Linked DNA regions of Homo sapiens: region 2 is linked to region 1. Evidence: read pairs that join two places in POLR2A ChIA-PET (ENCODE). Cell type or tissue: IMR-90. All regions are shown on one strand. Each heading gives the region's core, and the rest is flanking DNA. Links, peaks and the distances in the headings are about the cores only.

The links. ChIA-PET counts read pairs that join two places held together with the same protein. Peaks named below come from ENCODE experiments on the same cell type or tissue, not always from the same donor. Only the 100,000 strongest peaks of a DNase experiment are listed, where the experiment ranks them.
Region 2: POLR2A ChIA-PET joins it to region 1 with 5 read pairs; 2 of 35 experiments call an interaction of 5 or more read pairs at or near these places.

Annotation. Positions count from the first base shown.
Region 1 is chr10:31,455,846-31,463,117 of GRCh38, reverse strand. ZEB1 (zinc finger E-box binding homeobox 1) reads right to left here. Exons shown (of 9, transcript NM_001174096.2): 2 at 1,881-2,081. Among named protein-coding and RNA genes, the nearest start is that of ZEB1, 140 kb to the right of the region's middle. In IMR-90, for the core only: no CTCF peak of the experiment used is centred there; no DNase peak of the experiment used is centred there.
Region 2 is chr10:31,072,082-31,079,353 of GRCh38, reverse strand. All of the region lies in intron 1 of LOC105376481 (a long non-coding RNA gene), which reads right to left. Among named protein-coding and RNA genes, the nearest start is that of ZNF438, 44 kb to the right of the region's middle. In IMR-90, for the core only: no CTCF peak of the experiment used is centred there; a DNase peak (open chromatin) is centred at 3,723; H3K27ac peaks cover 1,046 bases.

The DNA of each region.
Region 1 (7,272 bases), core at 1,830-5,829:
CACAGATAAGAAATACATAAGAAACCCTTGCTCCAAAAATGTTTGAGCTTAGTATTAACATTAACAGGTTCATAGCTCTACAATTAACCAGCTGCCATAAGTGAGCAAGTCAACTTCTCTGAGTCTCACTTTCTAGAAACCTGGGACTGTATCTAAAAACAGCCCTTTCCAATTCTTATATATTCTATCTCCTTTCTGTCTTTCAATTATCTCCCTTCTATTCCCATCCCATGGGCAACTACTTTAACTCAAAAACCCTTAACACTGCCTGATTATTACAGCCGTCTCGTTGAAGACACTACCTCAGCCTCCCTCCCTCTAAAATTCTTTTTCCATATTACACCAGACTTATTTATAAATTATTTTAATGATGTTCTTCTCATAGCTTCCATGATAAGGTTCAAATTCCTTGACATAGTACACAAATCACTTCATATTTTTTCCCTTGTTTACTTCTCTGATCTCATTTTCTGTGAACACTTTGCTCAAGCCTCTGTGGCTTCATGTATGTTGCCTCTTTTGCCTGAAAACCTTATATTCACTGTACTTTGTCTAATTAACCTCCATCGGTCCTTAAGAACTAAAGACCACTCTGTTTCACTCAGAACTCTTCTACGACTTCTCCTTCCTTCTCTAATTCGGATGCTCCTCCTTGATGCTGCCATATAATGTATACCTAAATAAAACTATAATGTATTTGTGACTTATTTATCTCTCTTCTCCATTAAGCCATATAAACATCATTCATGCAGAGAGTCTTATCCACAGTTGCAACCAATTTCTACAGAGGTTGCTGAATGGACAAATGAACAACACTATAAAATGAGAGGGCTGATTACATTATTTCAAAAGTCCCTTGTTAACCATTAGATTTGTCATATTGTAGAAATCTTAACTTCTGCCAATCTGTGCCTATTATCTGAGCTTTTATCTACACTTCCATATTTCATTATCCAGATAATATCCTGACCTGCATGCCTGACCCACTTTTCCAGATTTTAGTTTTGATATCTTGTCTAGACGACCTCTTTGAACTTGAATTCTTGCTGGGAAGCTTCTCCTTTGACTGGTCTTGGATTCGATTTATTGCGTGTACTTGTTTACCTTTTCTGATGCCCTTGTTCCTGATCCCCAACCTCTCTAATTAATACTATGCCACTTCCATATCCCATTTTTATATCATTGGTGCTTAACCTGGCAAGACAGGCTAAATAATTTAATTAGTTTATTAGGAAAAGTAGAAAGAAGAAATTTTAGAGCTAGAATAAAAGACTAGGTCCAATTTCTCCATTTGACAGATGAGGAAGAAGATTAAACTTTCAGTGTTTACTCACTGAAAGTGCAGCAAGTAGAGGGTCTCCTTACTTTCACCGCTCCTTCCACTCAGCCATACTTTGAGTAAAAGTAAAAATTTAAAGTGAAAAAACCACCTTACTTAAAGGATTCTGATGTATGTATAGAGAGGTTTACAAGCACTAAAAATACCTCCATGATTTATATGTGTTTGGGATTTTTGCATATTGAATTATAATTTCACTATATCTATATGATATTTATTGGTTTCTAAGTAGAGTATTCATTCGGGGTTACAATAAAAAATTAAAGGTAGGTTCAATTATATCAACAATATTTGGAAAGCTTGATCCTGGTTAATAAATTCTACTAAATTTCAATACATTATATGCATTGTAAATATGGTCAAAATAACTTGCTTATTCTGCTTCATAATCCACTTTTTAGTAAGTAGGACACCTAATATTTATTGATAGCCAAATTTACTATTGATTTCAAACTTTTCATCCAATTTATCTTTTCAGTTAATATATATTTTAAAAAACGAATCATGAGAATACAATATTACAAAAAAAAATCAGACTTACTGTCATCCTCCCAGCAGTTCTTAGCATTCCCTTCTCTTTCACTGCTCCTCCCTGGTAACACTGTCTGGTCTGTTGGCAGGTCATCCTCTGGTACACCTTCACAGTCAGCTGCATCTGTAACACTTTCTTCTTCCACAATATGCAGTTTGTCTTCATCATCTGAATCTGAATTTGTTTCTACCACAGTATTATAATTTGTAACTGTAATACAAACAAGAAACAAATAATCAAAACCAACTAGTAAAACAATCAGTTTTTACATCTCAGAAAAATAAAAAAGATGCTTAAAACAGATTGTAATTCAATGTTTTCTTTTAAATAATGTTAACAACTAATTTATTTGACAACACACATATGTAACACTAGATATTACATGACCAAAATGACAAATAGTAGCTACCCTTATTGAATACTTACTATATATAGACCTGCTTTATAAATACTAACCCATTAAATTCTTACAACAATCTTATAACAGCCTTATGAAATAAGAGTTCTACCACTTACTACTTATATCCTTGTTTTATATGTAAGAAAATCAAGGCAGAGAGAGAGTAACTTGTCTAAGATCACAGCTAGGAAGTGGCAGAGCCAGGATTTTAACAGCAACAGTCTGATTCCATATTTTGTGCTCTTAAACTCTATATTAAACCTCCCCTCCAATGATAACGAGCCTACAGCATACGATATTGCTTATGTACAATTAGGGCTTTGAATCCTTAAAGGATTGCAACTTAAGAAAAGAGGCCATCTTTCCTAACAAAATAGCATTACATCATCAAGTTTACCACAAGTATTTTTAAGCTGTTAATGATCCATGCATTACATTATTAATCCAACACTGACTTTAGAAAGAATCAACCAAATTAGTCAATTTCTATATAATTAAGTTTGTCATTCTGAATAACTGACATTTGGAAGTTTTCAAATGAGCACCTTTTTCTATAATTTTTAATGAATTTCAATAAAATATAACATCAGCATTTTATTATTCTGAGTGATTTCTATAGTTCATAGAACCAGGAGTATAAGCTGAGAATAAAATTCTATAAAATAAATAATCTAGTATAATCAATGTTTTCCTTTAGAGTCCTTGCAATAATCACTCTAACAGGATGAATATTTAGTACTTCATTGGGTATGGTCACTAGAATATCTCTTTTAAACTACTTTCAGGGTGATTCTTATTTGCTAAGAAAAGATTCGGAAGAAGGGAGAAAAAGAAGCTTCACTTTATTTAGATAACTAGGCAGTAATTACTATCAGTTATTCTTTCCACTGCTTCCTTAAATTTTCCAACAATTCTTGAAAAATAATCACCTAAATGCTTAAATAATATGTATACATATCCCTCTACACACACACACACACACACACACACACACACACACACACACACACACACACTCCTGAGAACACGAAGGAAGAAATACAATTGAAAATATGGGTAGATATTTAAAGGTGAAAACAAATAACCAAAACTCCAAAACAGCTTTTATAGACTTTAGGAAGACTCTTGTCCAAAAGAGTACCAGAGGTCACCACTGTGCTCACATATTAGGAGTTCTTCAATATCTTGTGTCAGAAGAAAAACGTCAAGTTTTGTTATGCCATTAATATTTTAGTATGAATATGCTTTTCCAGATCTTTTCCCAAGAGTAAATGGTTTTCTCTCTTATTTTATTATAAAAGTAATGCATGTAAAATCAGTCAATGCAAAACATGTAAAGTTAGTAAAGGCAGCCCTATTTTTCCTTCCTCAATCCACTCCATAAAGATAAAAATAATGGCAAATTTTATTAATTATTTCAATGCACTAAGTAGGCATGATGTAACTCATTTTATATACTTTTCTTACTTAGTTGTAACACAAACCTCACCTTATCTTATATTTAATATAAATCCAGCATCACCTATATACAAATGTGTGTATATATAATTCAAAATACACATGATCACATCATACTGCTTTGCCACTTATATTATGCCACTTTATAACATGTCTTGGAAGCCTTTCTATGTCAGTACAGACAGTCCCTGACTAATTATGGCTTGATTTACAATGTTTTGACTTTATGATGGTGCAACACCATTCTGTTTTTCACCCTTGGTACAGTATTCAATAAATGACAAGAGATATTCAACATCATATTAAAACATAGGCTTCATGTTATGATTTGCCCAACTGTAAGCTATAAGTGTTGCAGGCATATTTAAGGCAGGCTAAGCTCAGCTATGATGTTTGATAGGTTAAGTATATTAAATGCATTTTCGATTTCACAGTATTTTCAACTTACGATGAATTTATCAGGACATAACACCATCATAATTCATAAGTCAAGGGGCATCTATATACATAAAGCTTTCTTATTTCCCTCTGGATAGCTACACAGCATTCTATCATACAGATATACTTCAACCTATGATCTATTGATAATTTTTTTGCCTGTGTTAAGCACTAGCAACAATGCCATAATTTTTCTTGTAAATATGTATAATTTTGGCCATTCCTTATATATACTTATCAGATTAGTAGGGGTGAAACTTTAGAGTAAAAGGGAAGACTTATGAAGTAGATACTGTTAAACTGCCTTCCAGAATGGTTTTATGTTTCCATAAATATTATCTGAGGAGGTCTATTCAGTATATCAATACAATAAAGAAAAAAGTCACTTTAATATAGTAATGAGAAAATACGTGTCAAGATGGAAAAACAGCCACACTATGAGCAGCCACACTACAAGCAGAGTGAAGTCCGTGTGTGGGTAAGGGGAATGATTTTTAAAAGGCTGTTTCACAGCTGACTATAAGCTTAAGTTTCCTGACTGTAAGAGTTTCCTGATGGGCCTTTAACTCATAGTAAGAGGCAAATACACACACACACACACACACACACACACAACACACACACACACACACACACACGGAATGGAGATGCTTACTGGCAAATGATGCACAATGCTATTAACTTTCATTTTTACTTTCAGTACTTATTAGCAACCTACTTGATAAAGTCATTTTAAGTTGGCATTTATATATGACAAGCTAAAATTAGAACATGGTAAGTATTTGCTGAGGATTAATCAATTCTATACTCCACTAAGATCTGGCTATCATGTAAGGTCTGGCTCACTGCAAGGCTCTCAAATATGCTTGACCAGTGAAACTGCATGCCTAGATAGCTGACATTCCTGCTGTTTTGCGAAGGGAGGCTTCTGGACATCTTTGGTATCTTGAGTTGGCCATGGTTTTATGCTGATGCCATTCTTACCTTTTAATGATGCAATATTGCAGCCTAGCATTATATTATCAATTTTGTTAGCTGTAGGTTCTCTGGTTGACCTTGGATTGCACATTTAACACATTTATATCTAGAGTATTTTGGGCTTGAAAACTTCCCCCAAATTAGGCTTTAAGACATATATGCATTCTGGTTCAAATGCTTGCTTGCATGGTTCATATTTTTTTACTGAGTTCTTTTTAACCAGAGATACTGGGTGTTCTATTCTGCCCAAGTCAACCATAGCTCAAAGCACTCTTAAAGACTGCCTATCACTTTCTGGGACTCTAGCAGAACTCCTTCCTGTCCCCTGTATAAGCTGCCATTGTAAGATAGATTATGTCATAAATCCAAAACACAGAGATTGTATATATTTTATAACTATCTTGTGAATTTTCCCAGAGCATGTTTGATATGTGTCATAAAATGGGAAAAATCCAAAAAATCAATGTATTTTATCTGCTGAGATGGAAAAAAAGACCGATAACTATTTTCCAAGATTTTTACTGTCTTTTGCTTCTGTCACTTAGCTGAGAGAAAAAAAACAGTGAAAACTGCTGATATTAATGACTGAAACTTAAATTAATAGTCAAGCTTACTTGTATTTCTGAATCTATCATTTTGTTTGTGGATCTACACAGCTTATTTAAAAAATGGCCCACCACCAAAAGCATACAGAGTAATGCAGGCCCTTGATAAATTCTAGTAGCCAATGAGGGCTTCAGTTATCTAAATGTTCTGTCCAATGATCTCTATACCCCTGAACTGTTTAACCTGTGGCTGAAAATATAGTATAGTTTATCTGAAAATAACAATCATAGGTGATCATCACATCTTGATTCTGATTTTAATTAAAATATGAAGAAAGCAAGGGTAAAAAATATGGTAAACAGTTTTAAAAATCTTTAAACATGACTTTAGATAATATGAATTTAAACTTCAATAGAAGATGGTAACATTTTCAATGCATACTTATTGTCATCAGAATGTAAAGACATGTTGACTTCTTGATGGTGGTAGTTGTTGGTATTATTTGCTAATATTTAATGCCAGACACAGCAGTAACCACTGCATACAGTGGTTGTGAAGATATAATGATTTTTAAATGTATTGTGCTTAGATCAGTGTCTGGTACACAGTAAGGACTAGAGAAGTGTTTTCTGCTACTACTATTAGCTTGGTAAATCTTTACAGCAGCTCCTAAGAAGTAGGTATTATTATATATCCCTCTGACAGACAAAGAAAAACAGAGTACCTAAGTAGCCTGTCTGAGGTTATGTAGCTACTAAGTTGAAGAGTGAAAGCCAGGTTGGCTAGATTCCACAGCCTACATACTTCATTATGTGCAAAGGCTCCTGACTGAAAATCGTTACACTGATGAAAAATATTCTTAAACTTTTGTGTGTATACTTATTTTGGGGTACTGAAATTCCATACTTAACAATTTACCACTGCAGATATTTTCTAATGACTAAACAATTTTAACCATTAGAATCTCATAATATTTGAACAGTGTATTACAGCATAATATCATCCTTATAGTCAAATCTTTTTATTATTATACTTTAAGTTCTGGGGTACATCGCAGAACGTGCAGGTTACATAGGTATACACATGCCTTGGTGATGTGCTGCTCCATCAACCCATCACCTACATTAGGTATTTCTTCTAATGCTATTCTCCCCTAGACCCCCACCCCGCCAACAGGCCCTGGTGTGTGATGCTGCCCTTCCTATGTCCATGTGTTCTTATTGTTCAACTCCCACCCATGAGTGAGAACATGCGGTGTTTGGTTTTCTGTTCTTGTGATAGTTTGCTGAGAATGATGGTTTCTGGCTTCATCCATGTCCCTGCAAAGGAGAGGAACTCATCCTGTTTTAGGGCTGCATAGTATTTCATGGTGCATATGTGCCACATTTTCTTTATCCAGTCTATTATTGATGGACATTTGGGTTGGTTCCAAGTCTTTGCTATTGTAAATAGTGCTGCAATAAACATACGTGTGCATGTGTCTTTATAGCAGCATGATTTATAATCCTTTGGGTATATACCGAGTAATGGGATGGCTGGGTCAAATGGTATTTGTAGTTCTAGATCCTTGAGGAATCGCCA
Region 2 (7,272 bases), core at 1,640-5,639, 380 kb after region 1:
CCATAAAATGAGGTAATAATAATACTACGCTTAGGATTGTTGCAAGGATTGAATCACCTATTATATGTAAAGGAGTTAGTACATACTGTGAAGTTAGCATGTACTAAAGCTCAATGGGCATAGCTGTTGCAATGGTGGGCGGGTTGGAAAGCAGGACGACACTGACCACAGGAGGGGAAAGGGTTAAGGACACGATGAAGACCCCAGTTTGGCATGAGGCCAACCTGTCCAACTTCACTTTGTACAGCCAAACCCTTGGGATCTGTAGCAAACTTTGGTCACTGCATTATGTGATGCTTAACAATGTCACCCATGTGACTTATGAGGATAACTCATTTTGAAGGCGTTTTATCCCCAGAAGCATCCTCCACTGAGGTATGGAGGCCTAGAGAAGGGAAGGTGTTATGGTTTAAGTTTCAGGCCTGCTCAATTCAATCTCAAACTTCAAGATGTCTGCGTGAAGTTTCTGAAGAAATAGAAACCCCTTACTAACTCAGATAATTAAATGGTATAAATACCGCACCTTAGAAGACCTTAAGCGAGATCGTTTGCAGAAACCTCCAAGCTAGAGGGGGTATTCCCACTCTACAATGTTGGCACCTGTTGGAAAAGCCCCAGCATGTTCTCAGTGCTCCCAGCCTGCACGCCAAAATATTTGCCTCAGTCCATATCTTGCTGGTCATTTCCCTTCCTCACCTGTTCCTGATTGTCCAAGGCCATGGCCCTAGACCTGTTTCCTGACCCTCTGACCTGTGGACTTATACTGTTTCCATTGAGCTGAGCTCTAGCTTCCTTCCTTAGCTCCACTTTGGACTGCCCCTTGATCACATTGCTTCATGGTTGCTCCAAAATGGGGTCCAGCCTCTCCCCGGTACCAGTTCCCATGCCAGAGGGTGCTTCAGGTTTACTCTGCCTCCAGGAATGAACCCCAGACCCACATCATCTTTTATCCTGTAAGAACTGAATTTTAAGCCACTTGAAAAAAAACTAAGACTTGAGAATTTGGTCATTAATGAGAACATAAATATGGATCATATAGCTAGAAAGGGCATGTGTACATAAGAATTGACCTCTCTAGGCATGCACACAGTGAAAATTAGACCTCACTTATATATAATTAAAGAACAGTAACACAAAGTAGACCTTTGCATATGCATCAGTCAATCCAATATTCAGAGAGAAATTCGCTGTAATTGGTTGATTAGAAATGGGCAACATAAAGATGATGTTAATGACTTCCCATCAGCTCACGTGGTGTTCCAGCCATTCCTTGTAATGACATTCCAGACACCCTGTCCACATGCCAGGATATGCAATATTTTCTGAATACTGTTCTTTTTTACAGATGAGGAAAGTGAAGCTCACAGGTTAAATACTTGCCCAAGGTCACAACTTACAAATATTGGAGCTGGAATTTGAACCTAGGTAATCTAGCTCCAAATTCCATGTTCTCCACATATCCATGATGCTACCTCTCTAAAGAAGGATTTCATTCAAACATCCTGTAAGTATAATTATTTTTACATATTTGCTTGCTTTATAGGATTCTTCAAGCTGGGGGTGAATTTACTGGACAAGTGGTGCTGCCTTATTCAACATGGTCATTGACTATTTTCAAATGCTAGTAGAATAAAGTGTTAAGGAACACTTCAGAAATACAAGGAATCCAGGCTTAGCACTTGCAAGCTAAGGAAGAGTATAATTTATATCAAATGTTCAATAGTTTCAGGGTTCTAACCTCTTATTCATATTTGGGCAACTAGGTAGAAAAACCTAGAATTATCTATCCCTGGATAGATCATTACCAGATAATTACCTATTACCTAGATAATTACCTATTACTAGAACCTTCAATCACTGGATTTTTTTAACCTATTTTCATAAAGAGGTCACTATCAACAAAATACTCTGAGAACCTGAGTTCTCTCTCTCTCTTTTTTAGAGCAACTTCTAGTGGCTGTCTTGGGTTAGTATTGTTTAGATGCAGTCTTCTCTATCCAAATGATTGTTAAAGTGAGGACTTGAGTTTCTCCCACAGTTTCCATTTTGTTATTTGGACTGTGTTTAACAAGTCAGGAAAGTGGACATGCATGCTCGATAGGTTCCAAAAAGCACTGGCTCTGAAACAAAAAATCAAGAACACTGTATTCCCTGAAATTTCTGATCAAATACAGTTTCACTCTTGATCCAAATGTATTATATTTTATTAGTAAAATTAATGAGAAAAACATGTGTGTACCTACTCTACATTCAGTGTTCTATGGACATAGGTTTCCATGGGTGTCACTTTCATGACACTGTTCAATAGCTATTAAGGATCTCACAAGTTAGGAACACTCAGTTAAGTGTAAGGTCAATTGAATTCTAATATCTCTTGAGCCCCATTCATTGCAAGACTTGGCCAGGCAAGGTGATATGAGTGAATCAAAACTATTTAAGACACGATATAGGTGACTACAACATAAGCAAAGCAAAGGGACACAACACCAGAAAACTCAGAAATACGTAATGCAGGTGTGGTAAAAACCTGGTGACGCACGACCACACCCATTCCCACATCCATGACAGACATTATCAATCAATCGCAGCACTCTTTCCATGAGCCCAGAGTTAGCCTTGAGGAATGATACTGCACCTAATATCTCTCTCATTCACTTGCTTTTCCTTCTTGAATAAGACAAAATGAGTAGAGTTATGAAACTATACCTCGGAGAGTTAAAGAAACCAATGATTAACAGAAATTCTTGAGCTTGCAGGATGACAGATTTTAAAAAGCACAACTTATTAAAATGCTGAAACTCTCTCCACTTGTAAGATAACAAAACTGGCTAAAATTGGTTGGGACCAATATGGCTGACTGGAGTTTGTGTAGAATTAGCTTGCTGATGTCATAGCCTGAATTTCCACCATGTGTTTCATACCAACTCCCCCTGGATTTGCGCATGGGACCCATGAGGAGGCATGAAGAGAGATAATTGTGCATGCCCAAGAACTTTCCAAATCTCCTCTTTCCTTCCACCAGTCACCTTCTAATCCTGAAATCCATCCCCTAAACATTTTCTAATAAAATTACTGCCTGAAAGCCAGGACAGGGAGACAGATTCGAGATGGTCTCCTGTCTCCTTGTGAATTGACTTGCAATAAAAAGCAATTGCAATAAAAAAGCAATTACAATAAAAAAGTCTTCTTTTTTCAAAAACTTGGCGTTGTTGTATTGGCTTCTAGTGAATCAGGAAGCAAGCCCCTTTTCCTCACTCACACTTCTAGCTATCAAGCTGGGAACACCCACTGGATCATGTATGTAAACATCAACTGTCACTGGTGTCACAGTAATGAAAAAAATAGAGGCCTTTTGTGGGGCTCTGTTTTTAAGTATCTATGGTTTTCACATTATTCATTTAAAAAATTGTGGTGCATTCATTTGCACAATTTTGGATCTTTATTATTAGTAAGAAATTACTGCATTCCTCACTACACATTCCAACACACCAGTTTGTTGAGACACCTCCCTTAAGAACAGCTGCTCTAGAGGCTTAAACTCCAAAGACCATTCCAGACCAAGGTGAAAGAACAAGTGAACTAAAAAAAAACTCCACCACAACACATTGAGAAGGGACCAACCCTATCCAAAGCAAATTATTCCCTTCCCCTCCACATTCCTGAGCAGCTATGCATGTTCTTCCTACACTTAGATGCTTACAATTCTTGGTCAAGAAGTCAATTATGACACGTAAGAGCCAAGACGTTGGTTTTTTTCTTTATGGACACCCCTCCTGAAATGTGAGTAACAAGGTGTGGCTGTCCTTACTGACAGCATCCTGTGTTCTCACCCTGCGCCAGTCTTGGCGAGTCTCAGAGCATTTCTCTTCCTCTCCAAGAGAAAATCTATTCCAGGAGGCATCAGTGAGAAGTAAGAGACTTCACTGAAGATTCTTTAGGGTGGAGTCGGCTTTATCTCCAGCACCTAAAACATACACTGGCTCACCAAAGGGGCATAGCAAGGAATAAATGAATGAATGGAAAATCAATAAAAGTCCTCATTGCACCTGTGGGTCTGTTTTGCCACCATGTTGACTAACCCAAATTCTGAGAATGCCTCTAAGATTTCTTTTTTTCTCTTTTTAGAGACAGAGTCTCACGCTGTTGCCAAGGCTGAAGTGCAGTGGTGTGATCACAGTTTACTGTAGTCTCAGACTCCCAGGCTCAAGGAATCTTCCCACCTCAGCCTCCCTAGTAGCTGGGACTACAGGCATGGGCCACTGCACCTGGCTGATTTTTTAAAACTTTTTGTGAAGACAAGGTCTCACTATGTTGTCCCTGCTGGTGTCGAAGTCCTGGCCTCAAACAATCCTCCCACTTCGGCCTTCCAAAGCACTGGAATTACAGGCATGAGCCACTGCACCTAGCCTGCCTCTAGGATTTCTACTTTCACATATACTTCCTGTAAATCCTGCCCTTAGGTCAAAATAACCATGCTGTTATCATAAACACACACTTACCATAAATCCTGCCCTTAGGCAAATTCCCTATAGTATATAAGCCCTGGGTCTGCGGGGTAACCGTGCAGTGATCCACCATCTCATGGCCGCCTGAGACATGGCTTCTGTTCTTAAGTCCCTGTTAAATATTTCTCTCTGAGAAACTGGATTTATCACCCTCTTTCTTCAGCTTCTCAGCTCCCTGGGCCTTTGGGGTAGGTTTGCACAGACCTGCTCATCCAGGAACACCCTCCTGGAGCCTCATCTCATTCCCTTTCTTTCCCGTTTACAGCTCCTCTATGTGGGTCCTTCCTGATTCCAGGGTCTCCCCTCACCACCCTGCCATCCGATACCCCCCTCTCCTCTGCAGAGCTCTCCCCAGAGATTCCTCCAATCTGTCATCTTCATCCCCAGCACTTCACTCTGCAAACAGCCCTCTTAATTTTGGGGCCAGTTTTTTTTTTTAACTATTTTCTTTTATTTCAAACATTTTTGAGGTACAAATTGTTTTTGGTTACATAGATGAGTTGTATAGTGGTGAAGTCTGAGATTTTAGTGCACTGAGGGCCCTCTTGAGACTCCCCGCTTCCTTTGAAAGCAGCAAGAGATTGTAAATAACAAAGTACTTTTCCTCTCACAAATAAAACTTTCCTGTCACTTGTATATTTGTCATTGTTCTGCTTCCAATAAGCAGCCATCTCTTAAAGGGCAAGGGATCTTATCTGTTGAAATCCAATGTGATCTGTGTCATTTGTGGATGTGGAGGGAAGACGGCTATTAATGTAATACTCTGCATCGAGCAGGCTCTTTATGTTTTTGGACTCTCAGAACAACATGAAAACCTCAGAAATATCAATATGGTATCAAATGGAATGTGTTGCAATTAGAAGGAATTAAATTCTTTCCTTGTTTCCCCATAGACAGGGTCCTCTTAGAAGTAGGATATCATGAACTTCGAGCAAAGAAAACATGAGTTTTCTGAAGACAATAATCTAACAAACACAAACACATTAACTTAGGCAGACTTCACAAAGTTTCCTTAATTCTTTCCAGTAACAGGCAAAGAGAAAGAATTCCTATTTTGCTAGCTCCTTCGTTCTTTTCTCCTACCTCTTCTAAACTTTCCCTATCCCTTGTACCTTTTCCATATCTACCCTACACACATGCGCACGCACACACACACACACACACACACACACACACACACACACAGAAACATAGAGAAGGTATGTTAAGATTACCTGGTAGAGTACTCAACAAGAGTCAAAATTGTATGATTTATGGCTGAAAATCTATTTTTCTCTAACAATTTTCTCCTTTAAAAACCAGTTCCAATAGCTCGGCTTCTTCTCAAATGCACTTTCTGCGGTAATATTTTATATCTCCACTCCCTTCCCTGGAACTTCATTTTTATTTGATTTTATTGACGCTGCTCTATTGGAATGTGTATCGCTTGAGCCCCCATGGAGAACTGAGCAGGTGTGAGTAAAGCAAAACATCTTTTGTTAATAGAAGTTCACCCTGGGAGTTCATGGAGATGCGTAATTTCAATTGCTTTTATGAAAATTCTGTAAATTCCTGTGTTGTGAATTTTGAACAGAGCTTAGGAGACCAACAGTCTTTAATACAAGCCAAAGACATGCTTATTTCTATAACTGAAATAAATGTTCTGCTTACTTTCTTCCAAAAAAATAAATGCAGGTATTTAATTGGAATGTTTAAGCTGTAGAAAATCATATTAACTTTGAGTCTGGCTCTTGGAGCCAAAATGGAGATCTCACTGTGATCAGCCTACAGGAAGATGACTTTGGTTTTCCTGCGTAACTTCTTGAAGCATGAAGAAGAGCTTACCCCACTTTCATGTGGGGTCGAGAATGACTTCACAACTGCATTGTCCATTCCCTGCTCAAGTCTTTGTACATATTTATATTTAAAAACCTAGAGAATGTGAACAGCATCCCCCAACCTCTCAGCTTGAGGGGGTGTTGTATTATTATAATTCTCTCTGTGTGTCTAGCCCTCTTGGATTCACTGCCACAGAGACTCTGGGGGTGAGGTTAAGCCTAGCTTTCTTCCTGGTTTGGGGCCAGACATGTATGGTGTTGCACTCTCCTAAGCTGGAAGGAAAGACGTAAGCTTGGTATATTATAAAATTGCATGTGTCATTAGCAAAAGATGTCAGAATGCTTTATTTAAAACTTTGTTTTCTCAGGTTGTGTTGCCCAAGTGTATCTTGGCATAGACAACTTCAGCTTCAAAAATTCCAAGACGTATAAAGAGTTTCACATAGCTGAGGCTATTATAGTTGGTTATATGCCACTAACACCTTTTCCCCCTTCTTTCTTACTGAGTGAAGTGATGACTGCATTTCTACTAAAAATTTCATTCTCTTCTCCTGGCAACCACAGGGTCTATTCTTGATGGGATCATTTATCTGTTCCAAAAAGAAAAATGTGGCATTTGCTATGGTGTGGGATCTTTGAGGGTTTCTTAGATAAAGCCTTTAGAGTAAAAGCTTTCACTATTCTAGGACAACTTTCAGAAGAATTATCTAGCAGCCTGCCCTGGTAAACTTGCCAAATTGCTCGTACTTGGCTAGAAACCATGGGCAATCTAAGGTCCATCTTCCCCCTGTAGAGCAATAGAGTGTCTTTGGCTAGGAGCTAAGCATACTCATTTGATGTTTGGGAGAGTTTTTCAACCTGAAGATAAATTCCTTTAAAGGATTTGTTTTAACTGACAATTAGACAGCTTCATATCTACTTATGCTGAAATGAAGGTCACCTATAGAGAA